Linked DNA regions of Homo sapiens: region 2 is linked to region 1. The links are chromatin contacts, found by Hi-C or POLR2A ChIA-PET in ENCODE. All regions are on one chromosome and are shown on one strand. The core of a region is the stretch at or near the end of the contact, and the rest is flanking DNA. Distances in the headings are between cores, read along the strand shown. Region 1 overlaps CDK6-AS1 (CDK6 antisense RNA 1). Region 2 has its middle 17 kb from the start of SAMD9L.

The links. A loop is a pair of places that touch in the nucleus more often than their neighbours do. ChIA-PET counts read pairs that join two places held with the same protein, here RNA polymerase II (POLR2A). Pooled maps may share reads with other maps.
Region 2: a loop to region 1 is called in a pooled map, with 4 times the contacts of the local background. The contact joins two enhancer-like sites. A Hi-C loop is called at or near these places in 2 of 37 single-sample maps with no recorded cell type and 7 of 50 pooled maps. POLR2A ChIA-PET finds 5 or more read pairs at or near these places in 1 of 52 experiments (activated T-cell).

What each region holds. Positions count from the first base shown.
Region 1 is chr7:92,899,515-92,907,260 of GRCh38, reverse strand. The region is part of intron 1 of CDK6-AS1 (CDK6 antisense RNA 1); the gene reads right to left. Among named protein-coding and RNA genes, the nearest start is that of CDK6, 67 kb to the right of the region's middle. Within about 2 kb of position 2,805, at least 4 of the 41 ENCODE cell types and tissues checked have a DNase peak (open chromatin) inside an H3K27ac peak, as active enhancers do.
Region 2 is chr7:93,162,066-93,169,113 of GRCh38, reverse strand. No RefSeq gene overlaps it. Among named protein-coding and RNA genes, the nearest start is that of SAMD9L, 17 kb to the right of the region's middle. RefSeq lists an enhancer at 3,356-3,425. Within about 2 kb of position 3,498, at least 4 of the 41 ENCODE cell types and tissues checked have a DNase peak (open chromatin) inside an H3K27ac peak, as active enhancers do.

The DNA of each region.
Region 1 (7,746 bases), core at 1,556-4,055:
ATAGGATATTTATAAACATATGAGATGGACTTTATGTTAATAACAATGTATCAATATCAGTTCATCAACTGTAACAAATGTATCATATCAATGCAAGACATAAATTAATAGGGAAACTGGAAGAGCAGGGAGTGTATGGGAATCTCTGTTCTTTGGCTCAATTTTTCTGTAAAACTAAAATTGCATTAAAAATAAAGTCTATTAATTAAAATAAAATGCACTAACATAATAAAATTGTTGATCATTTGGACTTATTAAAATTTAAAGCTTCTACTCATCAAAAGACACCATTAAGAGAGTGAAAAGGCAAGATGCAAAGTGGAAGAAGATATCTGACATATTTAAATCACACAAACAATTCATATCTAGACTATGTAAGTATCTCTTATAAATTTATAAAAAACACAGGCTCAATTTTTTTCTAAATGGGAAAAAAACTTGAACAGCTTTTTACAAGAGATATCCAAATGACCGATGAACATGAATAGGTACTCAACATTACTAGTTATCCAGAAAATGCAAATTGAAAACAACATAGGCTATCTCTACACACACCGTAGAATGGCTAAAATTAAAAAGATTGACAATACCAAGTATTGATGAGGATATAGAGCAACAGAAACTCATAGGATGCTTTGAGGGTGTAAATTGGTAAAAACTACTTTGGAAATTTTGTTACCAGTAAAGCTGAGCATATGTGCACCGTATGATTCAGAAATTCAATCTGCAGGTATAAAATTAAATGAAATGCATACATATGTGCACAAAATGATAGTTATGAGAATGAGAATATTCCTAGCACATTATTCTCCATAGCACCAAACTAGAAGCAACCCAAATGCCCATTGTATTAGTCCATTCTCACACTGCTACAAAGACATACCTGGGACTGGGTAATTTATAAAGAAAACAGATTTAATTAGCTTGCAGTTCTGCAGGATGTATAGGCTTCTGCTCCTGGGGAGACCTCAGGAAACTTACAATCATGGTGGAAGACAAAGAGGAAGCAGGCACAGTCTTCACATGGCCAGGAGGAGAGAGAGGGAGTGAAGTGGCAGGTGCTACACACTTTCAAACAACCAGATCTTGTGAGAAATCCATCACAAGAGCAGCAACAGGAAAGTCCGTCCCCGTGATTCAATCACCTTCCACAAGGCCCCTCCTCCAACACTGGGGATACAATTTGACATGAGATTTTGGTAGGGACACAGAGCCAAACTATATTACCCATTAACAATAGAATAGATAAATTGTAGTATATATGTATAATGGAATACAATTTAGCAATGAAGAAAACTATATCTATCTATAAAAACATTAATGAACCTCAAAGGTATAACATTTAGCAACAAAAGAGTATATACTATGTAATCTCATTCAAATAAAATTCAAAAACAGGCAACATTAATTTATAGTAATAGGAATCTGTGCCGTGGTTACCTTTGGAGGAAGTAACAACAGGGACAGGAGCACATAGTAGGCCTCTGTGGTGGTGTTAATGTTCAGTATCTTGCTTTGTGTCAAAATCAAGCTGTAAAATTAAATTTATGCCCTTACAAGTCCATAAATTAAATTTAAATTTAATAAGTGAAACAAAAGCTATATCGTTGCCTAAATCAACCAACCATAAAGTCATGAGTCATAAAAATTCCCAAATTACTTTTAATCCTATCATTCCTAACCCTAAAACAGTGAGGCCCTCCTGATAAAAAGACGCACTCTCATTACAGACAGTCCAATGCTCTTCCTGTGCCCAGCACATTATTAATAATTAATAACTAATATTTTAGTGCCAGACACCACACTGACTAAATAGTTATTGTGGATGAATATAGTTAGGGTGGATAATAGTGTGGACTAAATAGTTAGTGTGGATTAATGCAAATCATGCATTAATATATTGAAATCTCCCAATAACCCTTAGAGATGGCTATTATTAAGCTACTCTATAGATGAGAAAGTAAATTTTCACAAGGTCACTATATCAGTCAATATCTTTCATTACAATTAAAAGAGACCAACTTTCGTTTAAGCAAAAGGGAATGTGCTTAAAAGGGCATTGCAGAACTCCCAGAGTTGCCAGGACTGCCAATGTGAGGACTCTGTAGCCATGAACAATACCCCAGATCAAGTAATGGAGCTGGTCCAATGTGAAAACACTGTCTTATTGCCCAGCACTGGTGAGTGTGGCCCACTCTGCCACACTGCCAGACCTGGAGCCCAGACACGGGCACTGGCAAGTCTGCCACTGCTCTGTGGGAGCTTGCCATAACTTCTGCCACCAGCACGACCAGCAAGAATGACTCTCAGTTCCCACTGCAGCAACCAAGTGCTGAGCACATGTTTCATGCCCTAAGGCAAAAAGGAATATATGCACTTAAAAAATCCCAGGTTTGGAAGGTGGCAAGTGGGAATTTGAACCCAGCTGACTTGGTTCCAAAACCAAAGGCTCAAATTTTTGCGAGGCTGTCTACAAACGGGTGATGTTACTTTACCATTTAAAGGACCAAATGAGGCAAGCAAATCCAACAACAAGCAAACCCAACAACACTTCATGTCACTGTGTCACTATCAGAAAGATTCAAAAATGAATTGCTTGACTAATTTATAGACAGAACAAAACTATTTATATGACAAATAGGGCTGCTGGAAATCACCAAGTGCTTTAATAAAGGCAGACAGGGAGGACCCCATATGACAGCTCATCCGAGAACCAGAACTGCACCATGTGGGGCCATGTGGCTGCATGCTGACTCAGAAGAGGGGTGGGGAAGGAGGGCCGCTTCTGATTCACCAAGACCACATCCTGCCCCTCCTTCATTCTTTCCCCTGGAAGCTGCATATCAATCTTCTTAGTGAAATCTCCCCAAAGCATGGGGCTCAGGTATTTTCAGCAAACGTCTGTGAACCTAAGAGTCCCATTTTCCAGGAACATTTGGCCCTGCTTCTTTTCAATGGCATTTAGGTGTGAAGTTGACTATGACTAAGTGTGAAGCTGATAGTCTGCACATGAATACTCAGGGCTTGATTTGGGTTATTTAGTTTTCCCTGTGTTTTCTTGGGCACAAACCAATATCTAACATCATATATATATATATATATATATATATATATATATATATATATATATATATATATATATATATATATGTCCTTTAAAAAACTGGCTTTAGCTGGTTTAAATCAGAAAGAAAATTCTTAAACACACAATACCAGTTAGGTAACAACTTGGGAGAAATGTGTTCTTTCTGACAATCGTGTAAATACATATTCATTATCATCAAAGACTAAACAAGCATGTCATCCTGCTCTGATTCATCTTAGGAAAACATGTGGTAGGCAATTCAAAATCCTTCAAATAAAGAATAAAAAGAGGCAAGGTCAAGTTTTTTGTTAAAGGAAATTTAGTAAAATTAGTGTATTTGTGGACTTTTTAATTTTGTTTGCAGTTTTGAAGGTTGGGGTTTTTTGGGGTTTTTTACTTTTGTTTTGGGCTATCATTATTATTATTGGTTTCTATGAAGGCAGTAGTGGGAGTTAGGATTAGAAAGGTTGTGGTAGTCAATATATGGAGGACTTTGAAAGGTTAGGGATCTGATCTTTATTCTGTAGGGAGGGAGTAATTCATAAAGGTTTTTTATCTACTTTATTTTTACAATTTTTTAGCCAAATAGAACAAAGAGAAAAGTGTGGAAATTTTAAGTAAATTTAATTTTTTAAATCACACGTTATGCAATCACCATTCATGTCAAGAAATAGCTACCAGCACCTCAGGAAGTTCCCTTGTGGTATTTTTAAATTTAAAAAATTATCAACTATAACCAAATAGAGTGAAAACGTAAAACATGTATGTTCTGTTTAACATGTCATTGCCATCAAGGTCAAGAAGTCTAAGATCGAAAGCACCCCAGAAATCTCCTGAGTTTAACTTTGAAATCTCCTGAGTTTAACTTCGAAATCTCCTGAGTTTAACTTCCAAATCACAACTTTCTCCCTCCGCATCCACCATTCCCAAACCATAAGGTAATTGCTACCCAAATATTTGGAATAACCATTTCTTTGTTTTACTTTGTTTTTACCACCTAGGTATGCATTGCTAAATAAGATAGTTTAGTTTTGCCGTTTTTGAACTTTGTTCAGATACAATCATGCTTGATGTTTTCTTTGTTGTTTTGCTTCTTTACCCAACAGTATTTTTGAGGAGTCATCCATGCTGATTCTTGTAGTTCATAGTCAATTTCTTTATTATAAATAATCTGTTGCATGAATATATCACAAGTTATTTATCCATGCTATAGTTGTTAGACAGTTAGTGGTTTCCAGGCTGAGGCTATTACAAATAATGTTAAGGCATTGTCTGTGTGTATGTAAGGGAAAAAGAGAGAGAGGATTAAGATGTATCTAGTAGTACTATGCAAGCTGAACTCAGATAGGGAGGAAAGAATCACGGAATTTAGTTGGGAGACTCAACCATAACAATCAAACATATGAGCTTAGTGATTAAAAAAGAAAGTAAGAAAGGACAGATTCCTAGCAGGAGTTCCCATTAATCTGCATTTTTGCCTGCTTTTGATGCTATCCATAATTTTAAATGTTTGCTAAAATAATAAGGAAAAATTAGCTATTGCTTTACATTTCAGTTCCCTAATTAGTAGTGAATTTGAGCATTCTCTTGTATTTTTTCATCAGACTATGAAAATTTGTGTGTAAATTGCCTATGCATATCCTTTGCCCATTTTTCTATCAACTAATTCTTGTCTTTCTTGCTGATTTGGGGGAACTCAGTAACTTCTGAATATTAATCCTTTGTCTATTACCTATATTGTATAGATATTTTACTTGCATATTGCTTATCTCTGTTCACAGTGTCTTTTGCTGTATGTAAATTTTTAATTTGTATATATGATGACTTTTTTGAGGTGTTACCTTGGCTAGGCTACAATATCTAATTATTCAATTAAACATCTAGTCTTAGTTTTCTTGTGAAGGTAGTTTGCAGATATAATTAAAGCCCTTACTCAAGTGACCTTAAATAAGGGAGATTATCTTAAATAATCTGAGTAAACCCGATTAAATCAGTTGAAAAGCCTTAAAAGTGGGACCGAGGCTTCTCCCAAAGGAATATGAAGTTTCACACTATGATATTCCCTTTCTAAAGACCTTCTCTACTGATTTCAGACTTTCTTAGTAAGCCCCAACAATCACACAAGCCAATCCATATGTGTGTGTGTGTGTGTGTGTCTATCTGTATGTGTACACACACATCTCTATCTTTCTATACATGTATCTATCTATCTGCATCTATATCTGTCTATATATATGTGTATGTGTGTGTGTGTGTGTGTGTGTATTTAAATTTGAATTTGTATTTATAATTATTCTCCCTGCTGGTTCTGCTTCTCTGGTTGAACCCTGACTGATACAGTATAATATTTTTACATAGTCAATCTATCAATATTCTCATTTATAGCTGCTGGGTTTTGTGTCTTGCTGACTTAGTCTTCATATAAATATGTTTGTAAGTCATGATTATACAGAATTGGTAGTAATGGCTAAAGATTGAAAAGCCCCTTCACTCCTCTCTACTATTTCTTCCCCATCTAGAAGTAACCATTGTTAATAAGTTGGACTATATTTGTCAAGCCTATTTTTTATACAAAAAAATAGCCCGTGTGTGTGTGTGTGTGTGTGTGTGTGTGTGTGTGTAAAAGTCTACAAAGTGAGCTGGAAGAACACATCCCAACTTAATGACAATGATTACATGTAAATGAGAAAAAAGTGGTAGACAGAAGTGAAAAGGGACTTTCAGCATTTTGTACTTTTGATTGTCTAAATCTTAGATAATGAGAATCTATTTGTATTTAAGTGATTTTTATATTAAAAAAACTTCATAAAAATTATTAATAATGATTCCATGATTCCAATATTTCAAATTTGGGTAAGCCAAGAGATAATGGTTCCATTGAGATAAATAAAAATGCCAAAAACCAGATGTTTACTTCAAGAATTACAAACTCCAAAGCCATGCTTAAATGCATAATAAAAGACAATAGGAAGATTGAATGTGGTGTCTAGCTAGGAGCACATGCTTGACCTAACTTTCAAAAGTCTACGGACAAATAAAACATATCTACAGGCCAAATTTGGCTTTTGGGCCATAGCTGTGTAACCCTTCCAACGATATAGGAAAAGAAGAGGTTGATTTCAAATCAAGAACGATAGAATTTGAGCCTTAGAGATGTTTTTAAAATCATAAAAGCTAAGACTCCAGTAAAAACAACAGCATAATTTGGTAAGAACTTGTTCCTTTTGAAAGGTGTATTATAGATACACACTCATGTTGTTTAAGAATTTCATCCTATTCTGATTTAATTTTGGCTGAAGGGCTGGAGCAATACAAAATTCTCTTCATCTACTTTCAGATAAATAGGAAGAGACACATTTCTCATAAAGACAATTTAGTAAGAGCTCTATTAAGTTTAGGAAACTGAGAAATGGCAAATTTTGAATTTTACAGTGTGACATTTAATAGAAGCTTCCATTAGAAATACCATACTTAATATCAAATGTTTTTTTTTAAAAATGAGGGACAGCAACATGGCCAGGACTCAGCATTTATCTCACACTTGTCAAGGTATAACTGTTGAGCAGACACTGTAATGGATAACAGCCCACAAATGTTTACAGACCAAAAATTAATCAATGTAATACATCATATCAATACAATAAAGAACAAAACATGATCATCTCACATGATCATCTCAATAGAAAAGGGAAACATTTCACACAATGCAAGACTAAAATATTGTTTATAAAAAACTAGGAATGGAAGGGAACTTTCTCAGCTTGATAAAGTGCATATATGAAAAACCCACAGTTAATACATGTTGAGCATCCCAAATCTGAAAGTCCAAAATCCAAAATGCCCTAAAATCCAAAGCTTTTTGAGTGCTGACATCACGCTCAAAGGAAATGTTCACTGGATCATTTCAAATTTTTGGTTTTTTTATTTGGGATATTCAACTGGTAAGTACAATGCAAATATACCAAAATCCAAAAAAACAACCACCAAATCCAGAACACTTCTGATCCCAACTAGTTCAGGTAAGGTATATACAACTTGTGTAATACATAAGGGTGAAGAACTGAATGTTTTTCCCCTAAGATCAGGAACAAGACAAGAGTGATTATTCTCACTACTTCCATTTAACATTATACAAGGTGAGCCAATTAGGGGAGAAAATGAAATGAAAGCAATAAAATTTGAAAGAAAGAAGTAAAATATATGTATACATGACATGATTAAGTCATCATGATTCAGAAAATCCTAGATAATCTAGCAAAAACTATTCAAACTAATAAGTTTTGCAATGCTGCAGGATACAAGATCATTATACAAAAATCAATTGTATTTCTACACACTTGCACTGAACAATCCAAAATGAAATAAAGAAAATAATTTCATTTCTTATAGCATCAAAAATAATAAAATATTTACAAATATATTTAACAAAGGAAGTGAAAAACTTGTGTTCTGGAAAGTATAAAATATTATTGAAAGAAATTAAAGACAACCTAAATAAATGGAAAGACATACCATTTTCATAGATCAGATACCATGAATACACCCATGTTCATGGGCAATATTTCCCAAACTGATCTACAGATTCAACTCAACTATTCAAACCATTCAATGGACAAAGAATAGACTTTGTAGCAAATGGTGCTGAACCCTTGCCTCACACT
Region 2 (7,048 bases), core at 2,249-4,748, 260 kb before region 1:
GAACTATGTGAAAAGACCAAATCTATGTTTGATTGGTGTACCAGAAAGTGACGATGAGAATGGAACCAAGTTGGAAAACACTCTGCAGGATATTATCCAGGAGAAATTCCCCAACCTAGCAAGACAGGCCAACATTCAAATGCAGGAAATACAGAGAACACCACAAAGATACTCCTTGAGAAGAGCAACTCCAAGACACATAATCGTCAGATTCACCAAGGTTGAAATGAAGGAAAAAATGTTAAGGACAGCCAGAGAGAAAGGTTGGGTTACCCACAAAAGGAAGCCCATCAAACTAACAGCGAATCCGTCTGCAGAAACCCTACAAGTCAGAAGAGAATGGGGGCCAATATTCAACATTCTTAAAGAAAGAATTTTCAACCCAGAATTTCATATCCAGCCAAACTAAGCTTCATAAGTGAAGGAGAAATAAAATCCTTTACAGACAAGCAAATGCTTAGAGATATTGTCACCACTAGACCTACCTTACAAGAGCTCCTGAAGGAAGCACTAAACATGGAAAGGAACAACTGGTACCAGCCACTGCAAAAACATACCAAATTGTAAAGACCATCAACACTATGAAGAAACTGCATCAATTAACGGGCAAAATAACCAACTAGCATCATTGCTAGTTGAATTGACAGGATCAAATTCACACATAACAATATTAACCTTAAATGTAAATTGGCTAAATGCTCCAATTAAAAGACACAGACTGGCAAATTGGATAAATAGTCAAGACCCATCAGTGTGCTGTGTTCAGGAGACCCATCTCATGTGCAGAGACACACACAGGCTCAAAATAAAGGGATGGAGGAAGATCTACCAAGCAAATGGAAAACAAAAAAAAGCAGGGGTTGCAATCCTAATCTCTGATAAAACAGACTTAAACCAACAAGGATCAAAAGAGACAAAGAAGGCCATTACATAATGGTAAAGTGATCAATTCAACAAGAGTTAACTATCCTATATATATATGCACTCAATACAGGAGCACCAAGATTCATAAAGCAAGTCCTTAGAGACCTACAAAGAGACTTAGACTCCCACACAATAATAATGGGAGACTTTAACACCCTACTGTCAACATTAGACAGATCAACGAGACAGAAAGTTAACAACGATATCCAGGATTTGAACTCAGCTCTGCACCAAGTGGACCTAATAGACATCTACAGAACTCACCATCCCAAATCAATAGAATATACATTCTTCTCAGCACCTCATCGCAATTATTCTAAATTTGACCACATAATTGGAAGTAAAACACTCCTCAGCAAATGCAAAAGAACGGAAATCATAACAGTCTCTCAGACCACAGTGCAATCAAATTAGAAATCAGGATTAAGAAACTCACTCAAAACCACACAACTACATGGAAACTGAACAACCTGCTCCTGAAAGATTACTGGATAAATGACAAAATTAAGGCAGAAATAAAGATGTTCTTTGAAATCGATGAGAACAAAGACACAACGTACTAGAATCTCTGGGACACATTTAAAGCAGAGTATAGCAGGAAATTTATAGCACTAAATGTCCACAAGAGAAAGCAGGGAAGATCTAAAATCGACACCCTAACATCAAAATTGAAAGAACTAGAGGAGCAAGAGCAAACAAATTCAAAAGCTAGCAGAAGACAAGAAATAACTGAGATCGGAGCAAAACTGAAGGAGATAGAGACATGAAACACCCTTCAAAAAATCAATGAATCCAGGAGCTAGTTTTTTAAAAAGATCAACAAATTAGATAGACCGCTAGCCAGGCTAATAAAGAAGAAAAGAGAAAAGAATCAAATAGATGCAATAAAAAATGATACAGGGGATATTACCACTGATCCCACAGAAATACAAACTACCATCAGAGAATACTATAAACACCTCTATGCAAATAAACTAGAAAATCTAGAAGAAATGGATAAATTCCTGGACACATACACCCTCCCACGTCTAAACCAGGAAGAAGTCGAAACCCTGAACAGACCAATAACAATTTCTGAAATTGAGGCAGTAATTAATAGCCTACCAACCAAAAAAAAGTCCAGGACCAGACGAATTCACAGCTGAATTCTACCAGAGATACAAAGAGGAGCTGGTACCATTCTTTCTGAAACTATTCCCAACATTAGAAAAAGAGGGAATCCTCCCTAACCTATTTTATGAGGCCAGCACCATCCTGATTCCAAAACACAACAAAAAAAAGAAAATTTCAGGCCAATATCCCTGATGAATATCCATGCAAAAATCCTCAATAAAATACCGACAAACCGAATCCAGCAGCACATCAAAAAGCTTATCCACCACTATCAAGTCGGCTTCATAACTGGGATGCAAGGCTGGTTCAACATATGCAAATCAATAAATGTAATCCATCACATAAACAGAAGCAATGACAAAAACCACATGATTATCTTAATAGATGCAGAAAAAGCCTTTAACAAATTCAACAGCCTCCATGCTTAAAACTCTCAATAAACTAGGTATTGATGAAACATATCTCAAAATAAGTTACCACAAGTTGCACAATGTGACCTTCAGCCATTATCTTCATGGTCCTGGAATGTGTGATACAAAGAACAATGTATAGCCAACCACTAATCAATGTTTTTTTTCTGTAAACCAATGAGAATTCCTGATGAGCAACTTTGTATAATCCCATTCCTGTCCCCCCTCTTCACCTTTAGAAACCTGCTTGTAACAAAGGCCAAATGGGGAGCTCATATCCAAATTTACTGAGGTCTGAGTTTTCTGGGCAACTGTTCTTACCTTGGCTTAAGTAAACTCTTTAAAATTATACTTTGTTCCTCAGCTTCTTCCTTTAGGTCAGCATGTCAAAATTACCATTTAAGTGTCATTATCAGTTTATTGCTCCTATGGATTCTGGTCCAGGTAAGCTGATCTCAGCTATGATTCTCTGTATTTGCTGGTGTCTCCAGATTTCAGGATGACAGTTTATTTTCTGACCTCAATTTTCTGAAGGTTTCAAGAAAAGCAATTGATTTTTCATTTTGTTCAAGATTTTTTTTGTAAAGATGGAAGTGACTATTTCCAAGCCCTCTATGTGTCAGAGATGAAAGCAGAAGTCGAATTTATTTTTTTATTTTATTATTTATTTTCTTTTCTGCTCCCATACTACAAGGAGAATTTATTTTTTAAAAAACAAAACTTAGCATCTAAAATTCCTTCTATGCCATATATTTATGTAATTGTAACCAAAACTTAGACATATTAAAATTTTAATGAGTTTTTTGAACATTTAACAATTCATGAATTACAAGCAGTTTAGCACTTTAGAAAGAGGGTGTGAGGGCAAAACTTTTATAAGGTGCTCATGGAAGCAAGACAAAGAAAATATTTGATTCATTAAAGTGGAAAGTCCCTAGTTAAGGGTTAGTTGGCAGTATCTGATCAGTTAAGCTAAAAGTTTCATTTTGCTATTTACGATGAGTTGGGTTTCAGTTTGCTTATATAGTTGGAAGTTTCTGATTGGTTAAGCTAAAAGTTTCATTTCACTATTTACAATGAGTTGGGTTTCAGTTTGCTTATGTAGGACCTAAGGCCTAAACCCATCTCAGCCTAATGGCCTCTCATTAATTTTGTAACACAAGTTTTTAAATCCAAAATACCTATGTTACACATATATATATATTATGTGTATATATGTACATACAATTTATTTATCTTTCCTTCAACTGTTGGATTTGAACTTTTTCTTGCTCTTCATTAGAACAATAAATATTCTTTTTTATGAACTTGTGTCAGTTTCTTTATGGCATAAACCTAGAAACTGAAAATCTAGATTAGAGACGTGAGTATCAACTTCTCTAGATACTAATTACTTTAACAACTTGTATTTCCAACAAGAATCTGAGAATTCTGTTTAACCTACTTTTTATAATACTTTTCCTACATAATGAATGTGAAATATTACCTTTTTGTAATTTTGACAAGTATTCCCCTTATTACTAGTGAGGTCGAGATATTTTCTTATATTTATTGGCCATTCAGGTTCTCTCCTCTATAAATTGATTTTTTACATATTTTAACCATTTTTCTATCAGGCTGTCATTTTGTATTGATTTGTAGGAACTCTTTCTATGCTGAATATTAATTCTTTGTTGATTTTATAATCCTGTGTTGATTACGTAACTTACTTTTTCTCCCTTATATGGTATCTTCTGATACAAAAAGTTTTTTTAATGTATAAAAATGTATTGGTATTTTCCTTTATGGTTTGTATTTTTGTGTCTTGTGGCAAAATTATTTTTCAATTCTCATGTTTTAAATGTTTTCTTCTGAAATTTTTTCCATTTCATATTTAGGTTTTTAATTCAACTAAATTGTTTTGTCAATTTCACCATGTAATTCAGTTTTCACTTCATATATTTCAAGGCTATGTTGTTACACACTCACAAATTCATTATTATTATATTCTCTTGGTAGAATGTTTTTTATCCCTATCAAAGTTTTCAGTCTTACATTTTATTTTATTTTAATATTGATATATCCTTTGTCTGGTTATTATTTGCCTAGTATATTTTTCAATACTTTCTTTCAAATCTCTGTGTAGTTTTTGTTTTAGTCGGATCTTTTATAAACAACATATAGTCAACATGATAGACTGTACTTCAATAAGTGAATTCAACTTATTTACATTCACTGTGATAACTATATATTCTTTTTCCTTTGTAATTCATGTTTTCTGTTTACCATCTTTCTTCCCCATTTCTTTTTTATTTCTGTTCCTCCCTTCTGGTAGATTAATAAAGTTTTCTACATTTTTTTTTATCTCCTACTCTCATGGAAACCCTAGACTATATTTTTCTTCCCTTAGTTGGCATCCTATATTTTTAATACATATATAGTTTTATTTTAAAATCTGGAATTAATCCACATCTTTATAGTCCTCCTAGAACACTACAATGCTTTAACATCCCTTCATCAAAGCACACACATTCAACCCTTTAATCAATTTGTGTGCCTCCATTTTTCTTAATGTTGTGTGTGACTCCAATTTTTCAAGTCATTTGTCATCCCTCTAAGTCTACTTCTCTTCCTATTAAAGTACATCAAGTAATCAGTTCTCATTGAAAATCAATTAGTGGTAAATTCTAAAGAAATGTGTATGTCTGAAATGTCTTAATTTTGACCTTGGAATTGTGGTTTACCTGAGTGTAAGTTTCTAGGCTGATGAATATTTTCTCTCAAAATATTGAATATATTACTTCCTTGTCTTTTTTCATCAGTTGTTTCTGATGAAAGTTCTGTACTCAGTCTTGTATAGATAATTTGGGAATTTTTTCCTTTGAGAGTTTGAAATTTTTCCTTTTTATACTAAATGTTTTTCAGTTGCATTATGCTATGTCCAGCTATGGATTTATTTTTATTTTATTTGTAATTTTTAAAATCTCCAGGATAAAAGTTCATGTCTCTCTTCAATTCTGGGAAATAGCAGAAGTAACATATGTTACTTTGCCATTATTTTCCTTCTTCACTTTTTCTGAAACAACAATCAGACATTTGTTGAAGTCTCTCAAACTCTTCACCATATATTTTAATTGTCCTTTCACATATTTTTATTTCTTTTTTCTCTGTGCTTCATTTGGGTAAATTCCTCAGAAACATCTTTCAATACACAAATTTTATTTTTTTTTAACCATAACTGGAATTTAGCAAACCTATTGAATATACACATATATGCATAAAATACATATAAGATGTATGAATGTGTATATCATATATAAAGTACATATATAACATTATGCATATATTATATATAATACATATGTAATGTAGACACACAATTTATATATATAATTTCCAAGATTTTCAATTAACTTTTTCTTATCTATCTTTAATTTCAACTTTTTAAAATAATTTCTTGTTCTGTTTTTATTAATATCCCTACATTTATTTCTTTGACAATCCTAAACATGCTTATTAAAATGTAAATTTATTTTTATTTGGAATGAATTCATAGTTAATTTTGTCTGTCCTTTTTGATCTTAGCTGCTTTGTGTGTTTTTGAATTTTGTTTGTGAACTCTTAAGTGGATTCTCTGTCTTTTTTTTTTTTTTTTTTCAATCTCTCTTTCTTTCTTTGCCTGTTTACCAGTCCCAATTTGGCAGATTTGCAGTTGCCTCCACCTGGCATCCAAGATGTTCATTGTGATGATATTGAAGTCATCACTGATGGAGTCTCTGGTGTGTTGGTTCAGTTCCTGGTTGGTTCCCGATTGTGGTATGATGTCAGTGTTCTCACGACTTCCTGAAGAAGCCCAACTTCACATAAAGACTGATGGCATCCCTACCTACTGTGCTGTGGCTGTCCAGTGATTACCTTGTGGCCTGTTGTCTCTGTACGGATAATTCTCTATGTTGCCTTTGTGATCCCTCCAAGCTCCCTGATGAGCATGGTCCTGAAGTGTAACAGCAATGCCTTCCTTGCTCTTAGTGGGCAGTATAAGCCCATCACACAGTACCATTTCTTGTTTACCAAGTCACCTCTTGGTACTGGTATGGTGGGACTCTTGGCCAACTCACTTCCATGACTGTTGAAATCATTATTTGTGGTTTCTAAAGGACTTTTTTACACATAGCCTTGTCTTATATGATCTTAATAGGATTCCTGTCATCCTCATCTGAATAGATGGAGAAAATGAGAAAAAGAGCAGTTAAATGTCTTGGCCAAGATCACAAGACTAGTATTTATATTGACGAGTCAGGACTTTCCAGTCCTTCTCATAGGGAAAGGAGGCAGGGAAATTTTGGGCAGAAGAGAGTGGGTCCCCAGTGAGGACCCCACCCTCAAGCCTGGAACTGTGGCCCAAAGTAAGAACTTGCATTCCTGTTTTCCCCCTCAAATGTTGCCTTTTCCAAAACTACCCATGGCCTGCTCTGCCCCCATCCTGTGCCCATAAAAACCCCAGGCTCAGCCAGCAGGAGGAAGAGAAGCAACTGGACAACAGAAATTACAGTGGGATGTCAGAGAGAAGTGGCTTGACTTCAGAAGGACAGCTTGATGGCATAGCTTCAGAGAGGAGTCTG